Regions from separate parts of the Homo sapiens genome. Here region 2 is linked to region 1. Evidence: chromatin contacts called from ENCODE Hi-C or POLR2A ChIA-PET data. All regions are on one chromosome and are shown on one strand. Each heading gives the region's core, a stretch centred on a gene start or an enhancer-like site at or near the end of the contact. The rest is flanking DNA. Distances are from core to core; before and after follow the strand shown.

What was found. Hi-C counts contacts between places; a loop is a spot of excess contacts on that map. ChIA-PET counts read pairs that join two places held with the same protein, here RNA polymerase II (POLR2A). Pooled maps may share reads with other maps.
Region 2: a pooled map shows a loop between it and region 1 (2.5-fold over the local background). The contact joins the enhancer-like site here to the promoter of SCAMP3 in region 1. A Hi-C loop is called at or near these places in 5 of 50 pooled maps. POLR2A ChIA-PET finds 5 or more read pairs at or near these places in 4 of 52 experiments (BJ, Caco-2, SK-N-SH and 1 more).

The regions. Positions count from the first base shown.
Region 1 is chr1:155,260,168-155,264,350 of GRCh38, forward strand. SCAMP3 (secretory carrier membrane protein 3) reads right to left here and starts at 2,193. Exons shown (of 9, transcript NM_005698.4): 1 at 1,919-2,193; 2 at 1,490-1,567; 3 at 370-492; 4 at 163-283. The coding sequence starts at 1,984. CLK2 (CDC like kinase 2) reads right to left here. Exons shown (of 13, transcript NM_001294338.2): 11 at 4,054-4,133; 12 at 3,783-3,873; 13 at 2,701-3,233. The coding sequence ends at 3,051.
Region 2 is chr1:155,483,999-155,488,181 of GRCh38, forward strand. The region is part of intron 2 of ASH1L (ASH1 like histone lysine methyltransferase); the gene reads right to left. Among named protein-coding and RNA genes, the nearest start is that of ASH1L-AS1, 76 kb to the right of the region's middle. Within about 2 kb of position 2,098, at least 3 of the 41 ENCODE cell types and tissues checked have a DNase peak (open chromatin) inside an H3K27ac peak, as active enhancers do.

The DNA of each region.
Region 1 (4,183 bases), core at 943-3,442:
TAGGATGGTCTCGATCTCTTGACCTCGTGATCCGCCCACCTCAGCCTCCCAAAGTGCTGGGATTATAGGTGTGAGCCACCGCACCCAGCCGAGCCCAGGCCCTTAAGACCTGTTTTTGCTCCTCCCAAACTCTCAGATGCTCTTCCCCACTCTATTACTTACTAGCTGTGCCCCCCAGGGCAGCATGCTGCAGCTCTCGCTCCCTTCGGTCCAACTCCTCTGCCTTCCGGTTGAGCTCCTCCTGTTTCTTCAGCAGCTCAGCTGTGGCTGCTGCAGCTGAGGCCTGCCCAGTGTGAGCAGACGGAGATGTGAGCCCTGGGCCCCAGGACTGGCCCTTCTCCCCAGCCCTCACCTGCACACCTCCTGTACCTGAGTGCTGTATGAGCCATAGTTCTTAGGTTCTGTGGGGCTGAGCTTTCTCGAGGGCTGCAAGGAGGGAGCTGAGGGTGGAGGCAATGGGGCAGGGGCTGGAGGCTCATAGGCTGGTGGTGGCTGTTGAGGAAAAGACCTTAGTGATCATCTAGTCCCTCATAACACAGGAATCTAGAGTCTGCTTGAATACCTTTAGACCCAGAACTCATGATGTAAGGAAGCAGCCTTTCCCCCATTTGTTAGGAAGCTAGTTCTTCTGTTGAATTTCTGTCAGAGAACTCTATGATGACCTGTAGCAGCCTTATCATCCCTCATATCCAATTCCTTAGTGAGGACTCAAATCACTCATTTACCATATCTCCCCACTTAACTGTGTTTTTTTTTTTTCTTTTCTTCTGGGGATGGAGTGTGGGGTTGTCTCTCTGCCACCCAGGCTGGAGTGCAGTGGTGCAATCATCACTCATCGAAGCCTCAAACTCCTGGGCCCAAGCAGTCTTTCCATCCCAGCCTCCCAAGTAGCAAGGACTACAGGCATGTGCCACTACACCTAGCCAATTTTTAAAACGTTTCAAGAGATGGGGGTCTCGCTGTTGCCCAGGATGGTCTCCATCAAATTCCTGGGCTCAAGCAATCCTCCCACCTCAGCCTCCCAAGTGGGATTACAGGCATGCACACCATGCTTGGCTTTTTTTTTTAAGTTTTAAGTACCATGAAAACCCCTTAAATTCTTACAACTCACCATCTTCTAATCCAGTGGGACAAACAGGTGTAGTCCTCCTCATTCCTTGCTTTCAAACTGCACACCTAACCTAAACTCCAACCAGCCCCAACCTTTATTTTCTTCAAGAAAGCCTTCCCATACAGAACATTGGTTAAGGCCTTGCCAGCCTCCAGATCTTCCCAGGACTGACTTTTAGAGCTCAAACCATTTGGGTTGGTGGCCCTGGTGGCCCTAGAAGGATGAGGCATCCCATGGCTGACTAGCCTCTCTCAGGGAACTAAGATCACAGTGCCTCTTCCTTCCTGTGCATGCAGAAAAGTCCCCTGTACCCAAGCTAACTTGTCTCACTGGCAAACCCTTCCCTTCCTTGAACTCCTATGCTCTCCAGTAGCTCACCTCCCGGGTCTCAAAAGGGTTGTAGACGTCAAGCGTGGCATACTGCCGGCTGGGTCGGTGCTGGATCACAGCTGGGTCCTGAGGGCAGAGACCCGGGTCTCAGCTGGCACCCAGTGCCACCTAGGGGAATTCCCAGGGACCATTCCCAAACTGCCTGTGGCTCCAAGTACTGCACCTTCGGGGCCACGCCGTTGTCCCAGGACTGGGACAACATTTACCTCAAATCCATCATCCAACACTGCCAGCACCAGCCCATTAAGGGGCAGGGCCCGCCCCCCAGAGTGCTCACTGGTCTGGAGTCACTGTCACCCCACGTGGCGGCTCTTCCCAGGATCAAATGTCACAAATGGGGATACAAGTTAGCCCGACCCTACAGAACCGGGAAGAATCAACCTGACCGCCCAAAAGAGGCCGACTGGCGCAAGTCACCTGAAAGGGGTTGTCAAGCTCGCTGGGCTCGGCGAACGGGTTTCCGCCGTCTCTGCTCTGAGCCATGTTTGCAACTGCGGCCTCCGCGGCCCTCTGCCCTCCACGCCCCTGCCGCAGCAGTGGCGGTAGCGGTAGCCCTCAGAGTCCACTTCACTCGCCTCAGTTCGCCCCGCTTCTCTGTGCACGGATTGGTTCCACCGACCGGAAGGGCCACAAGGATCCCCGCAGCAGCCGTGGGTTGCGCCTGCGTCTTGTCCAAAAGCTAAGACGAAAGTGCCCCCACGTGATACCTCTAACCCAGTGCCCACAACCAACTACCGCCCCTCTTCCATGTGACTTCCTTCCACTAACGAACTACACTTCCCAGCAGGCCTCGCGTAGGAATCCGGCCTTCCTAGTCTCCCGAGATGGACGACGGGAGCCTTCTGACCGGTCGTGGCAATCCCCCCTAGGAGCCAGGTTGAGCACGTTTTCAACCTGAGTTTCTGGCTCTATACTGGGCCGCGGCCTAATGACTCTAGGAGTCAGATCTTTCCCAACTCTCATAATTCCACATCCGAGAAGTGCCACCTCATAACACTTCTCTGTTTTAATCTGAAAGAAATGCTGCCCCACCCATCACTACCCTCCCATATGATAAGGTGGACAGGGGAAATAAACTGGTAGCCTGGCTGTGCTTCATTTTGGAGGGTAAGGAGGACTCCCTTCATACCCAAACTCAGAAAGTTTGCCAATAGTTTCATCCCTCCACCCCAGCATTCCCAAACCTCCAACTCCAGGGATGGGGGTCAAATGAAGCACGTTATTTTATTTCACAAAGACTGTACAAAATTCCTTATAAAACATGGGGTAGATGCCACCTGGTTACCTCACTCGGCCCCCATCCAACTCCGTATGAGGGGGCAGGTGAGGGTGGAAACTGTGTGGATGGAATAGTATTATGTACAAGGCAGGGGTTGAAGTGATAGGTACAAGTTCTTTCATATTTACACTATTTCACATATTCACAGGTATATAGAGAGCCAGGAGGAAGGAGTGAACTCTGGCTCGTTCTCTTGTATAAAAAAGCACCAGTGTCCTGGACTGGACACCCACTGCTATAAAAGATGCAGGGGGGCCCAGGGCCTGATCGTCACCGACTGATATCCCGACTGGAGTCCCACAACTTGTTGGGCGGCTCAGCCCGAAGGCGGGCGAAGAAAGGATGCTGAAGGGCTTCACCCAAGGTCAGCCGCTTAGCTGGTTCATACTCTAGCATGCTTTCAATCAGATCGAAGAGCTGGTGGTGTTCCTCTGCCTCTGAGGTCAGATACCGCTGGTGGAGGAGGGCAGGAAAAAGGTGAGGCAGGATGCCTTACAAACCCTGCCTTCTTCAAGACCCTACCTTTCATTCTTGGAGAACCAAGGCTCTGCTTGCAACCAATTTGAAGGCTACCTAACCACGACCACACCAGGACCAACGTTTCTGATATTATAGCTCAACCTACCTTCCCACTAGCACAATTACTCCATAATCTTTGAAAGTTCTTTCTACTTGTATATCCTTGTCAACTTCATGAATCTTCTTTAGTTCCTCATTAAAATGTAAGCTCTTCAAAGGTAGTTTATTCTTTTCTGTCTGACCTAAAGAATCCAGGACATTGCTTTGATCTCTGGTTGTCTCAAGGTTAGGCTGTCTAACCTCCTTCCCTCCACAAAACCACTCCCTCTTATGTTTCCTCTGTTGACCAAAGATGTCTTCTTTCAGCTTTCCTCCCCTCCTTTCCTAACCCTCTGCTTGTGAAGAGCATTCCAGGGGGCAAACCACCCTAAGAAGGAAGTGACTTCTGGACGGTGGGCACTATTTATCCCGAGCCCAGCTCACCCGCAGCGGTTTGCAGTTCTCACGAACATAGCGCCCAGCTGATGTGTTCTCATCCCAATCCAGGCGACCCCGGTAAAAATATTTCTGCTTTCTAGAGGGGAAGGGGAGGTTGAGGAATCAGAAGGTCACCCTTGTTACAATTCCCTTATTTCCCCATCTGAAAGTAACTGGGGGGAGAGGAGGTATCAAAGAAAAAAGAAAATGATGTGAAATAGACCAATTCTGTGGAGAGAAAAGGAAAAGAGTTAACTAGTGCCCCCTCAAGGTTCACCTTGTCTTTCGGATCATCCGGGAAGGGATAGGACCCAAGATCCTTTCCATCATGGCTAGATGCTCTCTGTTGTCATGGGTCTGGGAAACAAAAACAGAACTGAGCATGGGACTGAAAAGGGCATGCTAAG
Region 2 (4,183 bases), core at 848-3,347, 220 kb after region 1:
TATATATGCCTACCGATTATATTTTAAAATGGAATGAACCAAAGATTAGCGAAAATAGTGACTTATGGGAAAGTAAACAGGGTTAGAAACTAGACCCCTATGCATCTAACTTTATGGTTTTCAGTTTGGAAGTGTTTTACATAGTTATGAAACAAAGTTATATATAATAAAGGAAAGCATCCCAGATCTCCAAATATTAAAAGCAATAGGCCGGGCATGGTGGCTCACGCCTGTAATCCCAGCACTTTGGGAGGCTGAGGTGGGCAGATCGCCTGAGGTCAGGAGTTCGAGACCAGCTTGGCCAACATGGTGAAACCCCATCTCTACTAAAAATACAAAAATTAGCTGGGGCTGGTGGCACGTGCCTGTTATCTCAGCTACCGGGAGGCTGAGGCAGGAGAATCGCTTGAACCTGGGAGGCAGAGGTTGCAGTGAGCCGAGATTGCGCCACTGCACTCTAGCCTGGGCGAAAGAGCAAGACTCTGTCTCAAAAACAAACAAAAAAGAAATTCATCTATTCAATATATAGAAAATTAGTTATATAAGTATATGAAAAGTAATTATTTTGAATTACTATAAAACACAATATTGAGAATCTACATCCTAAATCTCAAAACATTACCCAAAAAACAAACAAACAAGCAAGCCAGCCAGGCGCAGTGGCTCATGCCTGTAATCCCACCACTTTTGGAGGCCGAGGTGGGCAGATCACCTGAGGTCAGGAGTTTGAGACCAGCCTGGCCAACATGGTGAAACCCCATCTCTACTAAAACTACAAATATCAGCCGGACGTGGTGGCGGGCGCCTGTAATCCCAGCTACTTGGGAGGCTAAGGTATGAGAATTGCTTGAACCTGGGAGGGGGAGGTTGCAGTGAGCCAAGATCGTACCACTGCACTTTAGCCTAGGTGACAGAGTGATGCTCTGTCTCAAAAAAAAAAAAAAACAAAAACAAAAACAAAAACAAAAACCAACCAACCACCCGGTGCAGTGGCTCATGCCTGTAATCCCAGCACTTTGTGAGGCCAAGACGGGTGGATCACCTGAGGTCAGGAGTTTGAGAGCAGTCGAACATGGTGAAACCCCATCTCTGGTAAAAATACAAAAAATTAGCTGGGCATGGTGGCGCATGCCTGTAGTCCCAGCTACTCAGCAGGCTGAAGCAGGAGAATCACTTGAACCTGGGACGGGGAGGTTGCAGTGAGCCAAGATAGCACCACTGTACTCCAGCCTGGGCGAAAGAGCGAGATTCCGTCTCAAAAAAAAAAAAAAACCCAAAACCAAATACCAAAGAACCTCTACCTCTCTATTTTTTATTTTTATTTTTATTTTTTTTTAAGAGATGGGGTCTTGCTCTGTCACCCAGGCTGGAGTGCAATGGCATAGTCATAGCTCACTGCAGCCTTGAATGCCTGGGCTTAAGCCATCCTCCCCCCGCTCAGCCTTCTGAGTAGTTGGGCTAACAGGCACAAGCCATCTTGCCCAGCAAAAGAAAGTGGTAAATTGCCCTCAGTGAGCATATTACTGGTAATACATATAGTAATTTTGAATTTAGACAGATAGATGACTAACAGATACATAGATAAAATAGGTAACCATGTGAATATCACTAGGAACCAAAATGTTAGAAGCAAAAAACGTACAACTATAAAATCAAAGAAGTAAAAGGCTATACTTTTAAGATAGAATTAAAAATATATGAAGTCTATCTACCTCTCTATCCATTAAAATGCCTACAAACATCGACAACCCATTAGCAATGAACACCTCAAGACCGTGGTCTCTAAAACCATTTCCCATTAAAATGAATCAGGGCTCCTGCAGAAATGACTGTTTCCAAATATTAGACAAGAAATATAAAAGATGATCCTAGTGACAGGTATCTAACTCTAGTATCTTCACTTTGAACTAGTCACTATGTTTTTGTATTAAATTTCCCATAATGAAATGTGTCTATTGAAAAAAAAAAAAAAGTTCTTCCTAAGAGTAAAGTGAAATATATTTTTTTGCAACTTTCAGTTACTGGTCCAAGTCTCACTTTCTAAAAATCACAGAGTAAGTCTAATTCCTCTTCTTCCCAATGGCTGTCAGACATTTGAACTCAACCAAAATATTTAACTTCCTGACTCAACAGTTTCACTTCTTTCTGGTCATTTTCTGATGCAAGTGTTTTAAGTTTGTAAATATCCCTCTTTACATGTGGCACCTTTAAATGAACACAATACATGTGGTACTTGATTGACTCAGAATAAAGGGAACTATCTCTTCTTTTGGACTGGACCTTATAATTTTGCCCAAGGGCAAACTGGCTTTGACAGTCTCATATACTCAGACTTATGTTAACTTGAAAATTAAATAAACCCCACACACTTTCTTCACATTATATTAAAGAATCCCGGGGAGGTGGGGAAGGTTAATGGGTACCAAAAATAAAAAAAAAAAAATAGAAAGAATGAATAAATAAGACCTACTGTTGACAGCACAACAGTGTGACTATAGTCAATAATCATTTAATTGTACATTTTGAAATAACTAAAAGAGTATAACTAGATGGTGTGCAACACAAAGGATAAATGCTTGAGGGGATGAATACCTCATTCTCTATGATGTGATTATTACACACTGCATGCCTGTATCAAAACATCTCATGTATCCCATAAATACACTATGTATCCACAAAAATTAAAAATGAAAAAACAATTCCCATTCATTACTTTTATACTTTTAAAAACAAATATTAAGCAGTTTGTTTTAAATATTTTTAAACATATTTATGCCTGAAAATGACACTTCCAATTTTAAAACTTATCCTTAAAAATGTGAACTATGATTACACGCAATACCATGTATTACAGTTTAAAAAAAAAAAAAGAAAAAAAAAGCTCTGGCTGGGCACAGTGGCTCACGCCTGTAATCCCAGCACTTTGGGAGGCTGATGCGGGCAGATCACTCAAAGTCAGGAGTTCAAGACCAGACTGACCAACAGGGAGAAACCCCGTCTGAAATGAAAATACAAAATTAGCCGGGTGTGGTAGCACATGCCTGTAATCCCAGCTACTCGGAAGGCTGAGGCAGGATAATCGCTTGAACCCAGGAGGCGGAGGTTGCAGTGAGCTGAGATCATGCCATTGCAGTCCAGCCAGGGCAACAAGGATGAAACTCCACCTCAAAAGCAAACAAACATACAAAAAGCCTCACGAACAACACTGAATTAATGGAGCCAGAAAAACAGAGTACCTATTCTGACTTCATTTATATAAAGACCACAAAGAGGAAAAATTTATTATGATATTAAAAATAAAAAAAATTATTACTCATGGTAAGGACAGTAATGAGAAAGAAGCCCAAGGGGTTCTTACTGGGTGCTAGCAATGTCATACTACTTTTTTATTTTTTTTAAGACAGGGTCTCACTCTGTGGCCCAGGCTGGAGTGCAGTGACCTGATTCTAACTTTGAACTTCTAAGCTTAAGTGATCCTCCCACCTCAGCCTCCCAAGTCTGGGACTGCAGGCACAAGCCACCATGTCTGGCTAATTTTTTTGTGTTGTTTTTTGTTTTTTGGTTTTTTTGTAGAGATGAGGTCTTGCTTTGTTGCCCAGGCTAATCTCGAACTCCGGGGCTCAAGTGATTTTCCCTCAGCTTCCCAAAGTGCTGGGATTACAGGGGTGAGCCACCGCACCTGGCAAACACATTTCTTAATCTGAATGTTGGTTGTCCCATATGGCTGAGTTCATGAAAATTCGCTGAGCTGTTACATTTATGATGGGTATTTTTCTATATGTATGTTATACTTAAATAGGAAGTTATTTTTTAAATTCTGTCTAAAAGTAAAGTAGAAACATATTCAGCTTCCTTAATTGGCTAATGAATGTGTTCAAGCCTGGTTTTTCACTTTTTTTTTTTTTTTGAAATGGAGTCTTGCCCTGTTGCCCAAGCAGGAGCGCAGTGGCGCCATCTCGGCTCACTGCAACCTCCGCCTCCCGGGTCCAAGCAATTCTCTGCCTCAGCCTCCTGAGTAGCTGGGATTACAGGAGCCCGCCAGCAGGCCCAGCTAATTTTTGAATTTTTAGTAAAGACGGGGTTTCACCATCTTGGCCAGGCTGGTCTTGAACTCCTGACCTCGTGATCCACCCGCCTCAGCCTCCCAAAGTGCTGGGATTACAGGCATGAGCCATTGTGCCTG